Regions from separate parts of the Mus musculus genome. Here regions 1 and 3 are each linked to region 2. A link is a contact called in ENCODE Hi-C or POLR2A ChIA-PET data. All regions are on one chromosome and are shown on one strand. Each heading gives the region's core, a stretch centred on a gene start or an enhancer-like site at or near the end of the contact. The rest is flanking DNA. Distances are from core to core; before and after follow the strand shown.

What was found. Hi-C counts contacts between places; a loop is a spot of excess contacts on that map. ChIA-PET counts read pairs that join two places held with the same protein, here RNA polymerase II (POLR2A).
Region 1: POLR2A ChIA-PET joins it to region 2 with 21 read pairs in Patski. The contact joins the promoter of Gtf2a2 here to the enhancer-like site in region 2. POLR2A ChIA-PET finds 5 or more read pairs at or near these places in 2 of 5 experiments (Patski and embryonic stem cell).
Region 3: a loop to region 2 is called in a map of T-helper 1 cell, with 2.2 times the contacts of the local background. The contact joins the promoter of Bnip2 here to the enhancer-like site in region 2. A Hi-C loop is called at or near these places in 1 of 37 maps with a recorded cell type or tissue (T-helper 1 cell). POLR2A ChIA-PET finds 5 or more read pairs at or near these places in 1 of 5 experiments (Patski).

What each region holds. Positions count from the first base shown.
Region 1 is chr9:70,010,364-70,014,634 of GRCm38, forward strand. Gtf2a2 (general transcription factor II A, 2) reads left to right here and starts at 2,185. Exons shown (of 5, transcript NM_001039519.2): 1 at 2,185-2,298. It overlaps Bnip2 (BCL2/adenovirus E1B interacting protein 2), which reads left to right. Exons shown (of 11, transcript NM_016787.4): 11 at 1-1,296.
Region 2 is chr9:70,046,919-70,051,237 of GRCm38, forward strand. No RefSeq gene overlaps it. Among named protein-coding and RNA genes, the nearest start is that of Gcnt3, 11 kb to the left of the region's middle. Within about 2 kb of position 2,558, at least 1 of the 3 ENCODE cell types and tissues checked has a DNase peak (open chromatin) inside an H3K27ac peak, as active enhancers do.
Region 3 is chr9:69,986,882-69,991,164 of GRCm38, forward strand. Bnip2 (BCL2/adenovirus E1B interacting protein 2) reads left to right here and starts at 2,585. Exons shown (of 11, transcript NM_016787.4): 1 at 2,585-2,808.

The DNA of each region.
Region 1 (4,271 bases), core at 935-3,434, 37 kb before region 2:
CAGTAGCTTTGGCATTCTTTGTCCTGTATTTTAAGTAAAAAATTTTTGCTAGATGGCGGTGGTACACACCCTTTATCCCCCAGCACTTTGGAGGCAGAAATTGATCAGTCATATCTCAGAGGACTGGAATAAGAAAAATCTATATACAGGCAAACAGTTGTGCTAATGAGAGTTTGCTTTGTACTAGGGAATGGGAATTGTGTAGTGGGCATTGCTAAGACCATCAAGAACTGGGCCCAGTATTCTAAGCTAGTACAAATGACCTGTCAGAGGAGCCCTTTACTTTCTGCTCCCTTTCTGAGATCCTAAATGAATTTGGAATCAGGTCAGCAGAAGACCAGTAGGAGCTTTTAAGTTCTAAATGGTAACTGAAACAAAACAGGATGTGGAACTGTTAGAAGTAACTATAATTTGAATACGGCAGTTTGTTGCTATTATATATAATATGTAATGGTGTGGAACCAAATGTAAAATGCTTTGAGAAATTCACATACAGCATTTGAAATCAAGCACCAGATGAAAACCAGTTGTTTTGGGACTTACTATGGTGATATGTACATGTAATTCCCGCACTGGAGGCTAAGGCAGGAGGATTGGGAGTTTGGGGCCAGTCTGGATTACTTAGCAAGTTCCAGGACAACCTAGGTGGGTGTACAGAGTGAGACCTGCCCTGGGTTTGGGAGTGGGGGTATGAAAATTAGTTTTAAAAAAATGATAGAAGCTATTTCAGATAGTTGTCTTAAGATTTCCTACAACAATTGAAACTTGGAATTTGAAATTGTGTATTTGCATATCTAGTTTGACAAGAGAACTTGGTAGCTGTCAGTTACTCCATGGTACCTTTGTATATAGACTTCCAAAGGTTAATGTCCTAACAGCTACTTCATTGTTTACTCATGAGAACCCAGCTAGTAAATATTGATGTTCAGGGCTGCTGGCTTGCACAGTCCTTGGGGTTCTGTTCACATAGAACACAATTTGGAGTTCATCAAACACTGTTGCACTTTGATTCATACTTCCAAATGATTTTCATTGGACGCTCACATTCTGTCATTTAGACGGAATGCGCTTATTGTGCCCTTTCCACTGTTCTTAGATAATATTGTCATTTCAGTGAGAATTGAGACTGATTCTCTCTGCAGGATACACCTCTGGTTTTTGTCACTGAGAAGCCATTGATCTGCAAAGTATATCCTTTTCTCTTCCTTTGACTGGTTCCAAATACAGTGGTGTGTCTTCATCTGTTACACATGCTACTGCAGCATTAATGCATTTGAATAAATTAGTTGGAATATACATTCGTGCCTTGTTTTCATCTTTAATCGTTAACTTTTACACTGAATTTTCCGGTGAAGCCTTTCAAACATCGGGCCTTTACAATCCTGCAGTGTGGATGCTTCCGGTTCTTTTATTTATTTATTTATTTATTTTATTTATTTTTTTTTTTTTTTTTTTTTTTTTTTTTTTTTTTTTTTGGTTTTTCGAGACAGGGTTTCTCTGTGTAGTCCTGGCTGTCCGGGAACTCACCCTGTAGACCAGGCTGGCCTCGAACTCAGAAATCCACCTGCCTCTGCCTCCCGAGTGCTGGGATTAACTTAAAGGTGTGCGCCACTACACCCTGCTCTGGTTCTTTTAATTGATAACAAGTTCAGCCTGTTTACAATCTTAACACTATTTGAACTTTAATCAGATCTGTATTTCATAGTTTGGAAATTATTTAATGAGTTTGGGTTGCAAGGATATGATTTTAAAAGGCTAAAAAGGAAAACCTACAGCATGGCACAAAGGAGAACATGTTTCACTCTCAGACCTGGAGTGTTTGCATCCGAAGTCACAATTCATGTGCTCACTGGCCATCTGCAGTACCTATAGCTGCTGTTTTGAAAGCAGAAAACCAAGCACCCCCGCTAAAAAGAAAAGGGATGTGAAATTCTGGAAACTCAGAATATCCACGTATTTGCTTTTGTATCAGTCACGAAGTTTATACAGCAGACCTTCCAAATGAAAAAGATGAAAGACTCACAAACCCTGGTTTCCCTACACTGCAGTCCCACAAACTTTGACAAGCCAGACAGTCGCCCCATTGCCTTTTGCTTCCCGAGCGCCAGCAGGAGAGACCACGCCCCTTCTCGGAAACGGCGGTGGGGGCCGGCAGTGGCTCCTGTGGCGTCACCTCCGGGTCGCGTGAGCACTTCCGGGTCACTGGCACAGGGCTGCGGTTTCCGCGGCCGAGGAGGTGGTCGCAGCGGGCTCCCTACCTGGCTCTGCTACCGCCGTGGCGGAAGCGCCTTCCCTCAGGTAGGCGGCGGCGGGGCCGGGAGCGGGGAGGCCGCGGCGAGGCGGGCGGTACCGAGCGCTGTGCCCGCCGGAAGGCGACCCCAGACAGACGCAGCCGCGCGGGAGCAGCCGCCTTCCCGCTCTCCTCAGGCCGCGCTTAGGCGACCGGCGTCCCGCTCGGATGCCGGGCACACACGGCGCCTGCGCTCCAGCTCTGCAGTGAGGAGGGGATTCCGAAGTTCTGCAGTTGCCGCCACCTTTAAAGATTGGAGATGGCCGAGCCAGCTCGTTTCAGCAGACGTCGAAGTCGCTGTTAGCTCTTTTCCAAATAATGCTTAGATGTCAAATGGAGCGTGCCATGGCTCCCCTGTCCTATTTTAAAGTTTATGTCTCTCTGACCTTTTTCTCCCCTTCTCCATACACACGTACTGACTGGCGTTTACTTTGAACGAGCTAAATGTTTTTGTTTGACACGCGTCGAGTATCCGGTACTGTTCTCAGCCCGCAGGTTACATCAAGTGAACAAAAATAAAGATCCATGCCCTCGTGGACTTTACATTTTATGCGGAAAGTTAACATAAGACCGTTAGGTAACTTGATGGCAGACGGTGCTATCAAAAAATTTTAGCGAGATGAAGGGTTTGGAGACGTTTCATAATGGATGTTGGAGTTCCTATGTGGTGGTCAGTTTAGGTGCAATTGAATGGAGCTATTGGAGTTGTGTGTTAGCCAAATTAATATCTGAGCAAGAACATTACAGGCAGAAAGAACAGCCATCGCAAAGGCAGTCCCACGCCTGTCATCCTCAGGGCAGTTGAGAGTGCAAAGGGAGGTGGAAAATAGATCAAACCAAACATAGAGGGTAGCCAGATCGTCAGGCCTGATAGAAGCTGATGGAAAATATGTTCTAGCCCATATTTTTAAAAGATAACCCCGCTGCAAATTATAAAGTGTGAGGGACAAGTGTAGAGTAAAGAAAATTTGAACACCATGAGTCAGTGGCCTGGCATTATAAAATAATCATGGGGATGTTGAGAAATGATTGGCTTCTGGATTCATTTTGAAAGTTGCCCTTCCAAGATTTGCTAGGAATTGGACCATCTTTATGGTTTATATGACTCTGAGGGCCCATAGAAGAGTCCTCTGCATTTGCTCTTAGCTGTAGGAGAAGTGTCTTAGCTATTTGATAATTGTTTCGATGTAGAGTAGAACATCCTGAATATGGGTACAAAGAGAGAAGTGAGGGAAGGCTACAAGTTTCAAAGTCATCAACACATAGATAGGATTTAACACCATAAGCTGAGATGGACTAACTAACAGGGAAAGCAGGTAATTCAGGAACTGGAAGTCAGAGCTGAGAAAGAACTGTCAAAGGAAACAGGAAATACAGTAGTTCCATGAGCTGGAACCGGAAAACAACAGATCACAGAATGTTCTGTTGGATCAGTTGCTGACCAAGTGTAATCTGAAGATGGCAGGTCACTAGTTTTGCCAAATCTCGTTATACTCCTTCCTGTAGCTGAGCTCCTTAGGATTCAGGAAGATTTTTTTGTTTTGTTTTATTGTTTTGGGTTTGGTGGTTGTTGTTGTTATATTTATTTATTTTTATTTTATGTGCATTTGTGTTTTGCCTGCATGTATGTCTGTGTGAGGTGTCAGATCCCCTGAAACTGAAGTTACAGATGGTTTCTAACTGCCGTTTGGGTTCTTGGAATCAAACCTGGGTCCTCTGGAAGAGCTGCCAGTGCTCTTAACTGTTGAGCCACCTCTCCAGCCTCACCAAGTCTTATCTGATAATGATTGTTTGAATAGATCTCCCCCTGTCCATCTCTGGACTATAAGTACTACAAGGTCAATAAACATGTGTTACGTCTGTATTCCTCTAACCCTTTTCAGGTCCCATAAGCTGGATTTTCTGCCTTTCTTGCCAGAAGTGTTTCAAGGGCTTTTCATTGCCTTCAGATCTCTTGTGGGGCAAACTCATCTTGTCCTCT
Region 2 (4,319 bases), core at 1,308-3,807:
AGCAAGGGCTCCTGTGACCCTGGGACCTAAATTGTCTCCATGGGAGAGTAGAGAGTCTGGAGGGCATCCAAGGAGAACTGGTACTGAGGCCCATACCTGACGGGCACAAGACAGCCCAGCAGACAGCTGGAGGGAAAGGATTGCCAGACCGCAGGCCTACCGACACTGCCTCACCTTCAAAGGCTCGTTTTTGTTTTTGTTTTGTGTTGATTTGTTTTTTTCTTTGTCCCCATGGGTACTTTTTTTTTTTTCCATTTTTTATTAGGTATTTCGCTCATTTACATTTGCAATGCTATACCAAAAGTCCCCCATAGCCACCCACCCCCTCTCCCCTACCCACCCACTCCCCTTTTATGGCCCTGGTGTTCCCCTGTACTGGGGCATATAAAGTTTGCGTGTCCAATGGGCCTCTCTTTCCAGTGATGGCCGACTAGGCCATCTTTTGATGCATATGCAGCTAGAGTCAAGAGCTCCAGGGTACTGGTTAGTTCATAATGTTGTTCCACCTATAGGGTTGCAGATCCCCATGGGTACTTTTGTTAGTTCCTGGTAATGGTCAGGTTCTTTCTGAACGCTGGACCTGCTCTTGAGCCAGTATCTCTCCGTCTGCCTCCTTTGAGCTGCTGGGTAGTTTGTACTTCCACTAGTGGCCTCTTGCCTAGGCTATAGGCAGGCATCTGTCTCTACCATTAAAGGTGAATTGTGTAAGGGAAGAAAGTGACTTGTAGAAAATGACAGAGCTCCATGTAATGGGTTCACCTCAGGCAATGCAGTGCACGTGTGTGTGTGTGTGTTTGTGTGTGTATGTGTGTGTTTGTGTGTCTATGTGCGCATATGCACATGTGTGTGTCTGCATGTGTGTGTGTGTGCACATGCATATGTGTGTGTGCACATGTATGTGTGTGTGTCTGTGTGTGCACATGCACGTATGATACTGGGGATCAAATCCAGGGCCTCTAAATGCTCTGTCTCTAAACTTCACCCTCAGCCCACAAATCAGCTTGGAAGTAGTCTTGCTGGCCTCATCCTCATTGCCTTGGGTGAAATGTGTAATTGTTTAAACGGATGTGCCCTGCCCAGCCCTGGAGGAAGAAAGGTTGAAATGCACTTCAGCCAGGTGTGGTGCCTTGTACATGCAGTCCCTGCATTCCAGAGGGTGAATCAGGATTGCTGGAATTTTTGAGGCATCAAGTTTCAGATGAATCTGGACTATAGTCTGAGACCCTACCTCAAATGAGAGAATGAACAAGCCCTGGACAGCCGACTCCATGGAGCAGCTTGCTGCCAAGGCAATGACCTGAGTTTAAACCCCAGGACTCACAGGGTGGAAAGGAAAAAAAGAAACCCACACGCATGCGACCAGTGATCTTGATAATCATGTCCATAGCAAAGAAAGCAAACAAATCGATCTTAATTGCCTTAAAAGATTTTATTTCCCCCGCTAGGAACTAGTTTCTTTTGGCCAAACTGAAAGAGCACCTTGTCTGCTGGTTAAGCAAGACACTGTCGTGGGCTCTAATTACTTTCCAGCTTGCAGGGAGGGTGACAGAAAGCGTATTGTGACCTGTGCTCAAGAAAATAAAGGCACGAGGCAAGCACTGAGCTGTTACAACACAGGTTGGGTGGAACATTTGATTAACTTGATTGCTGGTTCTCTGTGGGAGAAGAATAAGGAAGGAGAATGTGAAGAAAGAGAAGAAGGAAGAGGAGGAGGAGAAGAAACAGGAGAAGGACAAGGAGGAGGGGGAGGGAAACAGCTAGACAGTGCTGTTAGCAAAGGAAAACAGAAGTGCAACTGGAAGGGCCAGGTGAGGTGGCTCAGTGGTTAAGATTGCTGGCTCCTCTTCCAGAGGATGCAGGTTCGATTCCCAGCACCCACAGGGAGGCTCAGGGATCCATTGCCCTTCTCTGACCTCCTCCTGCACCAGGCACAAGTGGTACATGGATAGACATGCGAGTGAAACATTCATACACATGACAAAGGAAAATCTAAAAAAAACCAAAGTGCAACTGGGAGGTCAGGGGGCTGAAGGGAAACAGAAGGAAAGAGCAGGCAGGATAAAGGATGGGTTATGTGGGCCGGGTGGGGTGGGGTGAGGCAGGAAACCAACCAGGGGCAGGTACCAAAGTTTTCCAAGGGGGAAGCAGGAAGGATCACTGCGGGATGTTGACTGGAGCCAGAAAGCCTCTTGTTAGCTAGCACCCCATTTTTCATGCCTGTGAGTGAGACCTTGGTCTACTGTGTACTTTCCGAAAGGAAATAAATGAGGAACCCAATAATATCCAGGCTTGGAGCCCAGTGTCATTCCAGGAGACCCTCTGTGTGCCAAGCAGGATTAGTCACCTCTACAAGTGTGAGTTCTTGGACAGGGGCTAGATAGCTCAGGGCTAGATCACTTTCCTAGCTTTTGCAAGGCCCTCTGTCCAAGGCTCGGAAAGAGAGTGCCTGTACTCTTTCTAGATTTCCACTCCTGTCATGTGCAAAAACCAAACCTGTGACTCTGAGCCTGAGAGACAGCTGCTTGCTTCTTCTCGACACTCTTGGATCCCGCTGCCCCACATCTTCATCCCAGGAGTATCTTGTCACAGCCACAATTTCAGAATCCTTCAGTGGCAGCAGAGAAAGAAAAAGCAAAAGACCCAAAGCCAGGAGGCTGTCTGGGGAGCCAGTGCCAAAGGCAGCATGGACATGGAGAGAGCTTAAGCAAATGAGCACGGGAAGAGGGGGCTGTGAGAGGGGGAAGTGTGTAAAAGCACTGCAGGGGGAGGGCTGCAGGGAGAGAAAGGGCTGCAGAGGGGGGCTGCAGAGAGGGGGCTGCTGGGGGTGGGCTGCAGGGGGCAGGCTACAGGGGTAGGGCTGCAGAGGAGGGGCTGCGGGGGGGGGGGAGTCCAGAGGAGGGCCTCAGGGGGAGGGCTGTAGAGGGAGGGCTGCAGAGGGAGGGCTGAGAAGTCTCCGAATCCAAATCTGAAAATCTTTTGACCCCAAGTTCACAGTGGCGACTTGAACTCAATGCCCAACCAGAAAGGAAAAGGCACTTAAAATACGTTCCCCAAAGTTAAAAGCATGACTTCCTGAAAATTTACACTGGGCATAGCAAAGGTTGACTCAGCTCACTGATGAAATAGACAAGCAGTCAGATGGCAGGGCTGGTTTAAAAGCACGCCGAGAAACCGGATCTCTGTAGACAGTTATAGAGGAAAGTTTCTAGGTTAGATCCAAAATTGTAAGTGACTACAGAACGACACCAAGCAGTAGTATTTGGTGAGGTCTTCCACCGGGCAGAAATCATATGCCTCTCTAGCAAACAAGATGTAGAAGTTAACACGGAATTTTACTAAGTGTGAGCCTTTAGCAAACAGCAAATTCCTAAGTCAAACAAAAGCGTGTCTTCCTGTCTTGTGAGATCAGTGGCTCCCGATTATGCGTGGAATTTTAATCATATGCACAAAATCATGCATAGGCATAAGGTGGTGAAGTGAGTTCTCTCCCTCAAAGGTGACTAGAAGACAGTTTTATTTCACATGCAGCCAAAACTATTTCATGCTGAATCAGCCTTCTTTATCAGGTATTCTTTATACCTGAATGTGCTGGCAATACTGTTGCATAGAAACTGTCTACATTTGATAGTTACCAAGGGTAAGGACACCATTGAACCATTGTCCAGTGATAAAAGTACATGTAGTTAGATGCCTGTTGGGTAGAGGAGGTTCTGAGATTGCTGGGTACATTGTTTAGAGAGGAGGGTGTGTGCACAGTATATGCAGGTGAAAGAACTAGGCTTCCAATGCATATTTTAAGGTGTGTGTGTGTGTGTGTGTGTGTGTGTATGTGTGTGTGTTTGAGTGTCTCTGTGTGTGTCTGTGTAACTCAAACCAAATAAGGTTCCAAGCTAATCACACACAGACACACACACACACACACACAATGTAATTGAAACGAAGATAATCCTTGGGTTGTAGAGACGTCTCCTTCTGGATCCCTGGGTGGACATAGTGACCTGCTGATAATTCCAGCACATTGGAAGTGGGGGCAGGTGATCCCCAGAGCAAGCAAGCTAGCTAGAGTAGCTGAAAGGGTTATCTCAGAGTTCTGCTGGAGTCTGTGCCTCACCGTGGAAAGCTACCAAGGAAGATATCAAACATCAGCGTCTGGCCTACACGTGCACATCCACATATACGAGAACACACGTTGTCTTAGGGTTTCCATTGCTGTCAAGAGACACCATGACCAAGGCAACTCTTATAAAAGACAACATTTAATTAACCACAGGTTCAGTGGTTCAGTCCATTATTATCAAAGCAGCGTCCAGGCAGGCATG
Region 3 (4,283 bases), core at 1,335-3,834, 60 kb before region 2:
CTTCTGGTCTCTGCAGGAATCAGGCAAACACACAGCACACAAATACACATGCAGACAAACAGTCATACACATAAAATAATCTTTTAAAAAACTACTAAATATTGCCTCCAAAGTTTGTAAACACAAGGTTGAAATAGTATTTAACACACTTAGATACATTGGTTTAAAGGTATTAGATATAAGTTAAAGAAAAATATATCAAATATATAATCTGAAAATGTATCTAGTGTACTACTTGAAAATAAGTTAGTCCGTTTTTCTGATTTTTTGAATATTTTTTTAAAATGTTTTTAACTATGAAATATGGAACTACTTGAATGGTAAATAAAAATTTGGTAGTAAATATAATGTTGAAATTTAAGCACAGGGTGCAATCCCTATACTTGGGAAGTAATGGCAGGAAGGTCGGGAGTTCAAAACCAGGTTCAGCCACATGCAAGTTGGAGGCTAGCCTGAGATGCACAAGATCCTGTCTTTTAAAACTGTGAAGTGAATGAATGAATGTGATGAAATTCAGTTATAAATATGAAAAGGAATTTCTGATATATTTCCAAAACAAAACAGGAAGGGTAACTCAGTGGCAGAGTGCCTGCATGAGGTTCTAAAAATAAATTTAAAGGTTTTTAAACAAAAAAATTTATAAACTTAATCATTTGATTAAACTACATCCACTAATTTTTAAAAAGACATGCAATGAATAAAAATAAATTCAAATCTGAAAGTGATCATTCATAATGATAGTCTTTTTGGTTTATCCACAGTTTCTAATGTTTTAACAGTAAAGATAAATAGTTCATGAAAGGAAAATGTTGCAGAGTATCTTACTCAGAACCAAACATTGAATCAAGTCATGTTCTGTTACTAAAATGAGGAAACTCAAGACCACAAAAACCTCACTCTCTGGCATGATTGCAAACGATTTTCTGCCACCGTGTGGGGAACTCTGCACACTGCAGAACTAAAATACAAATTGGAACTCCGGAAAAATCTGTAACTGGAGAGAAAATGCTTCCTGTGGCCAAGTGGTTTAACTAAAACTTTGTGGATCTGTTTGTCATGTTTCCCCCTCCAGCAATTAAGAAAATTGCTAGGGGAAATAATACTAACACAGATGATAGCAACATTCCAAGCGCCCATCTCAGATACATGTACTGTTCTGTCTCAAAAGCCCCATGAGGCGGGCATTATTTTTTTCTCCATTTTATAGGTAAGTCACAGAGCTCTTAACTCTCTGCCAACAGAGAACAAATCTAAACTGTATCTCTAAAGAACTGTGTTTTGGATCCATTTAAAATAGTTTTGACTTCACCATTCCTTTTAGGAGTAATAGGCTTGCCCAAATAGTTACCTACTAGCTCTCTGGACAGGTTGAGCACGTTCAACTTCTAAGAGGGATGACCTTGCCCTCCAAAATAACAGCCCCTTGAAGCTGCTTAAAAGGACAGCTCATAGACGGAAGCCATTCAAAAAAATTGTTAATGGCCCACACAGAAAAGTACAGAAGTTGAGATCTTTTGAGAATTTTTTATTGGTTATTTTATTTATTGACATTTCAAATGTTATCCCCTTCCCAGTTTCCTCTCCACAAACCTCTTATCCCCTCCTCCCCCTTTTTGAGGATTTTTTTTTTTTACGACAGCCAATTTTAGGACTGTTGACTGTGATAATAAAATATTTTACATTTACTGACTTCACTTTTATTTTCATTTTTTCTACGTCATCAAGATAGGACCCACAAATAACTGGGAAAAGCATGTTTTAAAGCAATAGTTCTAAACTTTCCTAAAGCTGGGACCCTTTAGTACAGTTCCTCATGTTGTGGAGACCCCCAACCACAAAATTACTCCGTTGCAACTTCAGAACAGTAATATTGCTACAGTCGTGAATCGTAATGAAATTTCCTATGATCTCGGGACCTTCGGAAGGTCCGGAGTTCAAATCCCAGCAACCACATGGTGGGAACGGAAAGTTCAGATAATAGAGTGCCTACCTAGCAGCAGTCAGGAAGCCCTAAGTTGTCTCTATCTCTACCACAATGTGGTAACAATCATGTAGATAATCTCAGCTCTCTGGAGACTGGGGCAGGAAAATTAGTTTTCAAGGTTATTTCAGATACACTGGAAGGAATTCAAGGCCAACTCGGAACACAGGAGAGGAGTCTGGGGAGGAGAGGGGTGGGGTACTTATTACTCTCTCAGAAGCATTACTGGAGAGAAAAACTATTCACGTCGGAAAATTCTATCAAAGTAGATTCTTCTAGGACCTGGCTATCGTACATAAGACATCGACTATTTTTCACCCCCTTTTCATTCACTCTGTAATATAGTTAATATAATGTCAAGTAAAGGAAAACAGAGAGAAACGAATAGCTCTTTCAAGACAGCGAGGTTAGGTCCCTACAGTAACGTTAAGTGCGTGAGCCTTAGAAAGCTGCGCCCTCCTCCTCCCTCGCCAGCAGCAAGCCAAAGCCTTAGCTGGCCCGGGACAGAAGGGCTCACGGCTGCGCATGCGCAGAGAGGAAGCCCGCCGAGGATTTTAGGAAAACGCCCCGCCCCCGCTTCCTCCCTCGGCCGCGCCCGGCGCCGGTCCGGAGGTGGTCACTTCCGCCGGGGCGTACGCACTGAATCCGGGTCAGCTGCAGCCGCCCGGACTGCAACTAAGATCGTCCGGGAAAAGCTGGGCCCCGTCTCCACAGCCGACCAAGGGCAGCGGGCTCTGCCCGGCGCCGCTTTCTGCGACCTGGCCGTCAGCCCCACGTCGCCGGCCTGGAGGGGCAAAGAGGACGAGGGGGCCGCGGCTTCCTCCGGGGTGAGCACGGCTTGGGTAGCGGGCCGGGCTACGGCACAGCCGGAGGGCTGCGGGAGGATCGGCCAGGCCAGGCGGGGGTGGCGGCCGTGGACTGGCGCGTTCGCGTTCCGGGTCCGAGCGCTGCCGGGCCCCGCCCTGCCTCGGACGCTGGTGCCAGGCTCTCGCCCCCTTCCTTTTTCCGTCTGTGGCCCGAAAGCCTGGAGCGGAACCTCCCGGTTCCTGGCTTCCCCTAGCCTCGTTTGTTCCGTGTTCCTAACCGGCGTCAGTCCAGAGCAGAACAAAGAAACTTGGGCGTGTAGTGCACCCCATAGCCTCGGGGGGATGGACGCAGACAGCATACACAGACAGCATCCTATAAGTCATCAGGGCTCTCTTGAACCTTCCTGAGTGTGATATCCTATTGTAGGGTGTGTACGTCAATGCCTGATCCTTGGCTGTTCTCAGACACTTAACCTCTTCATTTAAATACCGGCTAGGATGCTTTGGATTGCTGTATGCATGCGATGCCACTGGAGAATTCTTCCTAAGTCTGTTCACGTTCAAGCAGAAACTTATTTGGATCTATATTACGTTACTTCGAAACTTCCTTTGTCCTAGGAACTCTATGAGGACACAACTTTTGCAGTGTTTATCAAAGTATTTCTATAAAAGTGCCTTTCATCTGCAATTGCATCTTAGTATTGCTTTCTTTTGCGTCACTTTTAATTAGGATGTTTTCCCTTATACTTGAATTCCCATCTTCAATGAAATGCACGTTTTCTTATGATTTATTAGAATCCTTTAATTGTAGAGGGTTTTTTTTCTCAAAGGTTTTTTTTTTTTAATGTGTCTTGTCATGTGGTATAGGCGACTGCAGAGGGCATCGGAACCCCTGGAGCTGCTAGCATTATAGGCTGTTGTGGTGGGAACCGAAATAGGCTCCTGTGAAGAGCAGCAAGCATGCTTAACTACTGACCCACTCCTCTAGCCTTCACTTGTAGAAACTCTGTAATTCATGAGTGGGTGTTCCTTCAAAGTTAGAGTTGAAGTTATCTAGTTTAGTTACCCATACATGAAGTTACCAATGTTTGGTTGCCTCGCACATTATTTTTTTGGCTTGGTTCTTAATCAATCTCTATCTCTCAATGCCATTCTTAGGTCTTTTCTAACTTGCTGGACTAGGAAATGTGACATGTGCATAGCGTAGGGACTGAATTACCATAAACCAACATACTTACATCTTTAGGCATCGCAGGACCTTTCACCCTTAAGTATAACCACATTTGGTTTTACAGACAGGTTTGTTATAGATCTGGGGATCAGGACATAGGGTCTGTCTTTTGCCTCTTGTCTAAGCTAAATGGCTAATGACATTGCATTCGACCTCACTGTCTTAGTTTGGGGTTTACTGCTGTGAACAGACACCATGACCAAGGCAAGTCTTATAAAAAAACAACATTTTAATTGGGGCTGGCTTACAGGTCCAGAGGTTCAGT